Regions from separate parts of the Homo sapiens genome. Here region 1 is linked to region 2. A link is a contact called in ENCODE Hi-C or POLR2A ChIA-PET data. All regions are on one chromosome and are shown on one strand. Each heading gives the region's core, a stretch centred on a gene start or an enhancer-like site at or near the end of the contact. The rest is flanking DNA. Distances are from core to core; before and after follow the strand shown. Region 1 overlaps POLR1E (RNA polymerase I subunit E). Region 2 holds the start of TOMM5 (translocase of outer mitochondrial membrane 5).

Evidence for each region. A loop is a pair of places that touch in the nucleus more often than their neighbours do. ChIA-PET counts read pairs that join two places held with the same protein, here RNA polymerase II (POLR2A). Pooled maps may share reads with other maps.
Region 1: a loop to region 2 is called in a map of natural killer cell, with 4 times the contacts of the local background. The contact joins the enhancer-like site here to the promoter of TOMM5 in region 2. A Hi-C loop is called at or near these places in 1 of 168 maps with a recorded cell type or tissue (natural killer cell) and 1 of 50 pooled maps. POLR2A ChIA-PET finds 5 or more read pairs at or near these places in 9 of 52 experiments (GM10248, H1, HEK293 and 6 more).

What each region holds. Positions count from the first base shown.
Region 1 is chr9:37,502,008-37,506,334 of GRCh38, reverse strand. POLR1E (RNA polymerase I subunit E) reads right to left here. Exons shown (of 12, transcript NM_022490.4): 12 at 2,638-3,292. The coding sequence ends at 3,133. Among named protein-coding and RNA genes, the nearest start is that of POLR1E, 18 kb to the right of the region's middle. Within about 2 kb of position 2,339, at least 5 of the 41 ENCODE cell types and tissues checked have a DNase peak (open chromatin) inside an H3K27ac peak, as active enhancers do; they include natural killer cell, where a contact is called at or near this core.
Region 2 is chr9:37,590,916-37,594,989 of GRCh38, reverse strand. TOMM5 (translocase of outer mitochondrial membrane 5) reads left to right here and starts at 2,393. Exons shown (of 2, transcript NM_001001790.3): 1 at 2,393-2,578. The coding sequence starts at 2,458. RefSeq lists silencers at 315-384, 784-1,078 and an enhancer at 2,037-2,796.

The sequences.
Region 1 (4,327 bases), core at 1,090-3,589, 89 kb after region 2:
CCCACAAACTACAAATCTTCAGGGCACCAGCATCTGGCTCATAGTCCCCCTTTCTTCAATGAGGCCATCAGGAGACATTCTGGCAAATAGCTTGGTGAGATCAAGGTATCCTCTGGGAATCTATTAGTAAACAAATGGGTTTCTAAAGCCAGAAGAAACCCTAGTACAATCCCATTATTCTGCAGGTATTTACCACCTAATAACCCTGCCAAGGAAAGTACGGTTCATGCCGACTCATTCTGCAGACACTGACCACTTTCTATGTCAGGTATTGTGCTAGGTGGAGCCCTCTTCTGAGCCTTTCCTAAGGACTCACAAATCTCCTAATGTACAGAAATTTGCTTTTTAGCCTCTTGGAATGTGTCCCCGACATTTAGCAAAATACACCTGTTGACACACGACAAGTATTTGCCCGCCTAGTCTTTCCCTATCCATACCTACAGTCATTACCACCTGCTTCTCCACTAGGTCAGAGGTTGTTCAGAGGGTCCCAGCCACATGCTGTGTCCAGTCATTCCCAGAAATTAAGCCTCCAAGTGTCAAACCCAGCTGAATTTTAAAAGTAATCACAAAAGGCTGGGCGTGGTGGCTCACGCCTATAATTCCAGCACTTTGGGAGACCGAGGCGGGCAGATCACCTGAGGTCAGGAGATTGAGACCAGCCTAACATGGAGAAACGCTGTCTCTACTAAAAATACAAAATTAGCCGGGCATGGTGGTGCATGCCTGTAATCGGGAGGCTGAGGCAGGAGAAGCACTTGAACCCGGGAGGCAGAGGTTGCAGTGAGCTAAGATCACGCCATTGCACTCCAGCCTGGGCAACAAGAGCGAAACTCCATCTCAAAAAAAAAAAGTAATCACGGAAACACATTCTACCCTGAGGATGTATTAGAAGTCCTTTTCTGAGAGATTATTTTTTCCAAGGAAGAGTCACATACTTGATTTTCACAACGGCTTAAAGGAAAACAAGAGACAAGTAGATTCCCTGCCCACACCTCTGCTGAAGGAAGACAAAGTATGCTCCAAGTGCCTCCTACCCAGGGCCAGAGGCAGATGGGGACAAAGCAGAGGAGCACAGCTCTGAGGGCATCCCAGACCGCAAAGAAAATAAGGTGCACCTGCCCCAAAGCTCAGCCAAGACTCCTTTCCACTGTGACTCCCAAATGGAGGGCCCCAGGTGCTGTGTAAACTTCTCCTCTCAGAGGAGCTGAGTTCTGTCTCCCTCCCTTCACTGACCCGGCCTCCCAGGTGCTGAGTGTCACAGATCTCAACTGCTCCCACTTGAAGCAGGACCCTGAGATGTGAGACTGGGCCCAGGCCACGTACCTAAGCCTTCCTGTGTCACACTCCTGTCCTTATAGCACCGCTCTGGACACAGCTTCTCCATCTCCTCAGTGGCACATACAATTGGTTGGCAGTTATAATCCACTCATGTCCTTCTAGAATGCCTCCTGTAACTAGAGGCTGGTGAGCTGAAACCTATTTCAAAGACTCCCATTCTGCTAGGATTCTACATGCTAATCAGGCTCCTATATATGCGCACCAGAAGGAAGCAAGGTGGAGGCCAGCTGCTTGACCTTCTGGCTGTCTGTGGTGACAAAGTGGTGGAAATACAGGACCTTTGAAAGCACGGGTAGGCTGGGCACGGTGGCTCACACCTGTAATCCCAGCACCTTGGGAGGCCAAGGCGGGTGGATCATGAGGTCAGGAGTCCAAGACCAGCCTGGCCAACACAGTGAAACCCTGTCTCTACTAAAAATGCAAAAAAATTAGCTGGGCATGGTGGCGCATGCCTGTAATCCCAGCTACTCGGGAGGCTGAGGCAGGAGAATTGCTTGAACCAGGCCATGGGAGGCGGAGGTAGCAGTGAGCGAGATCGTGCCACTGCACTCCAGCCTGGGCTACAGAGCAAGACTCTGTCTCAAAAAAATAAAAAGAAAAAGAAGAAAGCATGGGTAGCTGAAATCAGCAGCCCAGTGTTGAATCTTCAGCTGCATGAATTCCAGGAGCAGTTATGGAGCAGAAGTGGCTTCTGAGTCCCCGATGGCAACCCCGGCAGTGTGTTCTTGAATTCAGCAGTCCTGACGGCAACCTTCCGATTCCCAGTCCTCTGGCCCTTGTCACAATTCTACAGCACCTTATCCATACATTAAAATCCATTCTTCTTAAGATACCTAGAGCAATTGATTTTCTGAACTGAACACTGACTGATTCATCCTCTTCAAAGTGTGGCTTTCATAGCTGACCCCTGCCTTCTATGTGGCCTCCACCAGACAGAGAAATTGGGTCACCACTTCCTCTGACTTGGCTCCACCCCATTACAACAGGCTGTATCCTACTGGCCTGTGGCAGCCCCCATCACACTGGTGACCCAGTTAGCTTCTGATAAAGCCTGAAGTGTCATTTCCCAGGCGTGCTGGGCCAGATCCTCCTTCCTCACTGCGTACTCCACTGGCCCTTCCAGACCTAAGCACGCCACTTCACATTTCTCTTTGGAAACCTTCATCCATTAGATTTGACTCAGCCTGGTGAGTCAACTTTGGGAGGGAGGACCCACCCTCCCAAATCCCCACAGGTGAACCAACATGAGAAACATCTGCCATTTATAATCACAGCAATAATACCAAAGGAGAGAGATGAAGTCCAACCTGGCCATCGCTTTATATTTCTGCATAAGACAAGCACAGTTGAGATGCTGGCTTCTGGCTTCATACCTGTGCTAAAGCAAGGCTTCTTTTTTCCTTATGTTACTTTTTTGAGACAAGGTCTCACTCTGTGACCCAGGATGGAGTGTGGCCACACAATCATAGCTCACTGCAACCTTGATTTCCCAAGCTCAAGTAATCGTCCTGCCTCAGCCTCCCGAGTAGCTGGGATTACAGGCGCACACCACCAGGCCTGACTCTTTTTTTTTTCCTCCGGTAGAGATGGGGTCTCCCTATGTTGTCCAGACTGGTTTCAAACTCCTGAGCTCAATGATCTTCCTGCCTCGGCCTCCCAAAGTGCTGGGATTTCAGGTGTGAGCCACCATCCCCGGACCTTTTCTTTTCAAAACATACATAAAAATGGAAATGAATAGGACCAGCCAGTGGCTGTGATGCAGCCAAAACGCCCTGTCTGGAAAGCATGCGTCTAGGTAATCTTCCTCCGCTTTGCCAGGCGGTCTGAGGTCTGGGCTGGAGGCAGCGGGAGGGACAGGGTGCCCAGCTTGTGATCTTCTTCACTGCCGGCGGCCACAGACACCCTTCTTTTGGAGATCTTCAGCCTCATGGCTTTGGCTATCTCCATCATCCTAAGGAAGACATAAACAGAAGAACTGGAGAGACCCCTCAACATGACTGTTCAGGGAGGTTTGGCAAAAGGTAGCAGCACATTCATGCTCCAGGCCATAAAGACAGAATCCCAAAGGTTGCCAGCAGGCACAAAGCCCCTGGCAGAGAGGCAGGCAAGGTCCCCTCACCCGCTGGGAACCATCAGACAGCCAATTTCATTTTAATGCCCTTCAAAAGATCCATATGGGTGATGAAAAACCAGGGTATCTACAGCCCCGTGAGCAACTTTCTTTACCTCCCATAACCAAACTTTTAGCAACCAGGATTGAGCACTTGCTAGAATCTGACAGGTTCCAAGTACCTGTTCTCTTTTTTTCAGCCTCACTGCCTGTGGGAACACAGTTTGTGGACAGCCCTCAGAACAGTCCCTCCACGGACTGCTAGAGAGTCCAGACAGAGGTGTGTTCACAGGCTCTCCTAGACACCCTCTGGGCCACTGGATGTCAGATGCCCCTAAATCACTGACAAAGATCAGCTGACCTCACAGTTCAGGTTCCTGGGCAGCTCTGCCCCTACTGTCTGAATCTCCTCTACAAGGCTAGATGGAGCCTAAAAGGTCACCTCCACCACCAGCTCTCCCAGTTGGGTCAGAGAAGTGCAAACATAAAATCCCTGCCAAACAGCAGTTCCACCTGGCCTTGGAACCAGCGGTTCCCCTGGCAAACCCTTCCATCTGATTGTGAGGAAGCTCTTCTTACTAAGCTCAAATTGGGTTGTCCTACAACTTCCACCCTGAGCTGCACTCCTCAGAACCATACAGAATCCCTCTCCCCTGTGACAGCAATTCAGAGAATGGAGGCTGCCTGGTTATTCAGAACAGAATGTTATGGAAAGGCTCAGGTCTCAAGGCCAACTACTCCCCTCTTGGTTGTGTAACCTTGAGAATGTTACGTACTTTTCTGAGCCTGATTCTTCAATTGTTTTCTAGGGAAATCAGTGAGATAATGACATAATTTATCTAGCACAGAGAAGGCACTCAGTAATGTCTAGTTGCT
Region 2 (4,074 bases), core at 1,144-3,643:
TGCAGTGCGCTATGATCACACCACTGCACTCCAACCTGGGCGACAGAGCAAAACTTCATCTCTTAAAAAAGAAAAAAGAAAATTAGCCGAGCGTAGTGGCACACGCCTGTAGTCCCAGCTACTCGGGAGGCTGAGGCAGGAGAATCGCTTGAACCCGGGAGGCAGAGGTTGCAGTGAGCCAAGATCACGCCACTGCACTCCAGCCTGGGCGACAGAGCAAAACTCAGTCTAAAATAAATAAATAAATAAATAAATAAAGAAGAAGAAAGAAATGGAGTTGCAGTGAAATCAGATACTCGTCCCTCATCACACCACTAGTTGGCAGCAGTGCCAGATCTAGAGTCCATGTCTCCAGTGTTCCTGTTCATGTTCTTTCCGCAGTTCTTGCTGCTTTCAACATCACTGCAGGCTTTCTAAACACTCACCAAGGGTTGGCTGGAGGCTATTCCTTGGGAGTCAGCCCCTCCCATTCCAGAGCTGCCTCTGCTATTCCATTGCATGAATTACAGATGCAAAAGGTTGCTAAAGCTGGAATAAGCAGATGAGTTCCCTTTCTTGCCCCAGTGCCTTACATTCTGTCAACCAGAAAGTTGACCGTGCATATAGTTATTAGTTGCTCTCATAGTAAATTATTGTCCTAATTTATCCAAAGTCCATTGTTGCTATGCAATATGCAGTCAAGAAGGAACATTCTGGTTTTGAATTATGTGAGCAATTCAGTCATCTGGCTTGCGTGTAAGAAGTAGATATGGCTAGTTGGCATGCGTAACTTGGGGCAGCAGCCTACTAACTCTGTTTGGATGCTTCTGTGACAGGAAATCTGGTTGCATCAAACTCTTGACTCTAGCGATGTCCATCCATGTGGGCACTAACTGTTAAAGACTAACAGATGAGCAGTAGGGTGCAGGGGAAAGATAATTCAACTTGACATGATAATTATCTGCATTAGAACCCTGCCCGTGCATCACCAGCAGAATGACTAGACTTTAGTGCACTTTAGACTTCAGCTGCGATGTTCCAGATAAAGGGCTTCACACCAAAGCTGGACTTGGTTTCTGAGCCTCTTTCTATTCATCTGTAAAATGCTGATCAGATTTGAACTTGCTTTATACATATTGTGTTACTTGGCTAACAGTATTTTAAAGACCTCTGTGCTTCAATAATCTGTAAAAAGGCCAGGTGCGGTGGCTCATGCCTGTAATCACGGCACTTTTGGGGGCCGAGGTGGGCAGATCACCTGAGATCAGGAGTTTCCAAGACCAGCCTGGCCAACATGGTGAAACCGCGTCTCTACAAAAAATACAAAATTTAGCCAGGCGTGGTGCTGCGCAACCGTAATCCCAGCTACTCAGGAGGCTGAGGCAGGAGAATCACTTGAACCTGGGAAGCAGCGGTTGCAGTGAGCTGAAATTGCGCCACTGCACTCCAGCCTGGGCGGCAGAGCGAGACTCTGTCTCCAAAAAAAAAAAAAAAAAAAAAAAAGTTTCATCTTTGTCTCTTTGTTTTAACTTATGTAAAGTTTCAAACATACTCAAGAAAGACTAGAATAATTAACTAAAATGAAGTACTAGTCACCAGCAGTTTTTAATATTTTGCTGACATCACTTATCTCTCTCAATACTTTTTTCCCCCTCTGAGGTATTTTTAAGCACATTTGGGGGCCAGGCGCGATAGCTCACGCCTGTAATCCCAGCACTTTGGGAGGCCGAGGCGGGAGGATCGCTTGGATCCTGGAACCCAGGAGTTCCAGAACAGTCTCAACCACCACAATTAGCAATAAAAAAATAAATAAAAATTAAAGCACATTTGGGCAAGATGTTTTAAAGATCTCTGTGCTTCAATTGTCTAATCTAGGAAACGAAGATTATAATATCGAATTCACGGGGGACAATTATATTGAATATTCAATAAATGTTAGTTATCACTGTTTACAGTGGTACCTATGTGCACAGCCCCCTCCAGCGCGTAAAAGCACTTTACAGCGCAGCGCTCCAGGCTCAAGATAGATGTTATTGTTGTTGTTATTATTATTATTATTATTATTATTTTGAGACGGAGTCTCGCTCGCTCTGTCGCCCAGGCTGGAGCGCAGTGGCGCGATCTCGGCTAACTGCAACATCCCCCTCCTGGGTTCAAGCGATTTTCCTGCCTCAGCCTCCCGAGTAGCTGGGATTGTAAGCACGCGCCACCGAGCCGGGCTGATTTTTGTATGACAGATGTTATTAAAGACAGCGTGGAGAAACCAGAGCCTGCGTTGCTGAGCTTGCGGCCGCCCGCTTCACACCGCACTTCAGATCAGCTGGGTCAGGACGTGGATTGTCCCGTGCAGGCATCCATCGTCGAGTGTGGCAACGAGAGGGCGGGAACAGGAAGTGAGGATAGGCCGAGTTCCGGGCGCGAGGCGGCCACCGTGGAGAGCAGAGCGCGGCGGCTGGAAGCTGCTAAGTCAGAGCCGCGATGTTCCGGATTGAGGGCCTCGCGCCGAAGCTGGACCCGGAGGAGATGAAACGGAAGATGCGCGAGGATGTGATCTCCTCCATACGGAACTTTCTCATCTACGTGGCCCTCCTGCGAGTCAGTGAGTGTCTCCCGGGCTGTGACTGTGAGACCAGCGGGGAGCTCACCGACGGGCACCCCTTAACTCTAAGGGGTCATCGGGGCCTTCGAACTGAGCTGAACGGTAGCGGGGAGCAAGGAGGGTGCGCGTTGAAGGCGACGGGCATATGCGCGGTTTGAGGTCTGCGGGTCAGGGTCCGGGCACTGAAGTGCACGTGGTGGCCGGCGCGCGTGTTTAATCATCCTGGTTCTCCCAGCTTGAAGAATGTTTGAGCTGCCGGGCGCGTTGGCTCACACCTGTAATCCCACCCAGCACTTTGTGAAGCCGAGGCGGGCGGATCATTTGGGGTCAGGAGTTCGTGGTGGCGGGCGCCTGTAATCCCAGCTCCTCGGGAGGCTAAGGTGGGAGGATTGCTTGAATCCAGGAGGCGGAGGTTGCAGTGAGCCGAGATCGCGACACTGCACTCCAGCTTGAGTGACAGAGCAAGACTCCATCTCAAAAAAAAGAATGTTTGAGCTGAAAGAGCTCAAGTAATTATCCCTAGAGGAACTCCCTCGTTTTTGCAGACAGAGAAACAGAGAAACAGAACCATAGTTCTAGAAGGAAGAAACAGCCTTCTTGGGAAGGCTGGCCAAAGGTCACTCAGCGATTCAGTGAATGATCTTGACCTAAAATCCAGAACTCTTAACTCAGTACCAGGTTCCTTCCCTTTCTTTTCTTTTCTTTTTTTTTTTTTTCCTCGATACACAGTCACGCCCTGTTGCCCAGGCTGGAGTGCAGTGGCGCAGTCTTGGCTCACTGCAACCTCTGCCTCCCGAGTTCAAGCCATTCTCCCACCTCAGCCTCCCAAGTAGCTGAGATTACAGGCGCGCGCCACCACGCCCGGCTAATTTTTGTATTTTTAGTAGAGATGGGTGTTTAACCATGTTGGCCAGGCCGGTCTCGAACTCCTGACCTCAGGTGATCCACCTGCCTCAGCCTCCCAAAGTGCTGGGATTACAGGCGTGAACCAGCGGCCGGGTTCCTTCCCTTTCAAAAGTGCTGACCTTTGAAATCCAAAAAGTTTTGCTTCATTTCTGTTTCTTTGTATAGAGGGTGAAGTGAGTCATTAGTTTTTTGGAAAAAAATGGGAAAAAAGAATATGAGTCTATAGGATTAATGCAAATATTTGAGGTTTTTTTTTCTATATCTTAAAATTGACAGGAAGTTACTCCCATTATATAGTCTTGACAGTGGACCTTTGAGGGAGGCAGGGCCTAAGATTCTTTATATCATTTTACAAATGAGAACTTGATTTTCAGAGGGGACTTAGCAAGGAAGGAAGGTATCAGAGTTATAGGAACACTGAATATAAGAACTGGAAGCAGCTTTATGATCAGTTCTCGAATGCCCTGCCTTCTCGTTCTCAATTCAGTATCCTTTCCATTGTTCCTTGCTGTATATTATTGGCCAGCCAGTCTGGATGGAGCGGCAGGGATGGTTCAAATAAATGAAGGCCATACCAAAGTCATCCTATT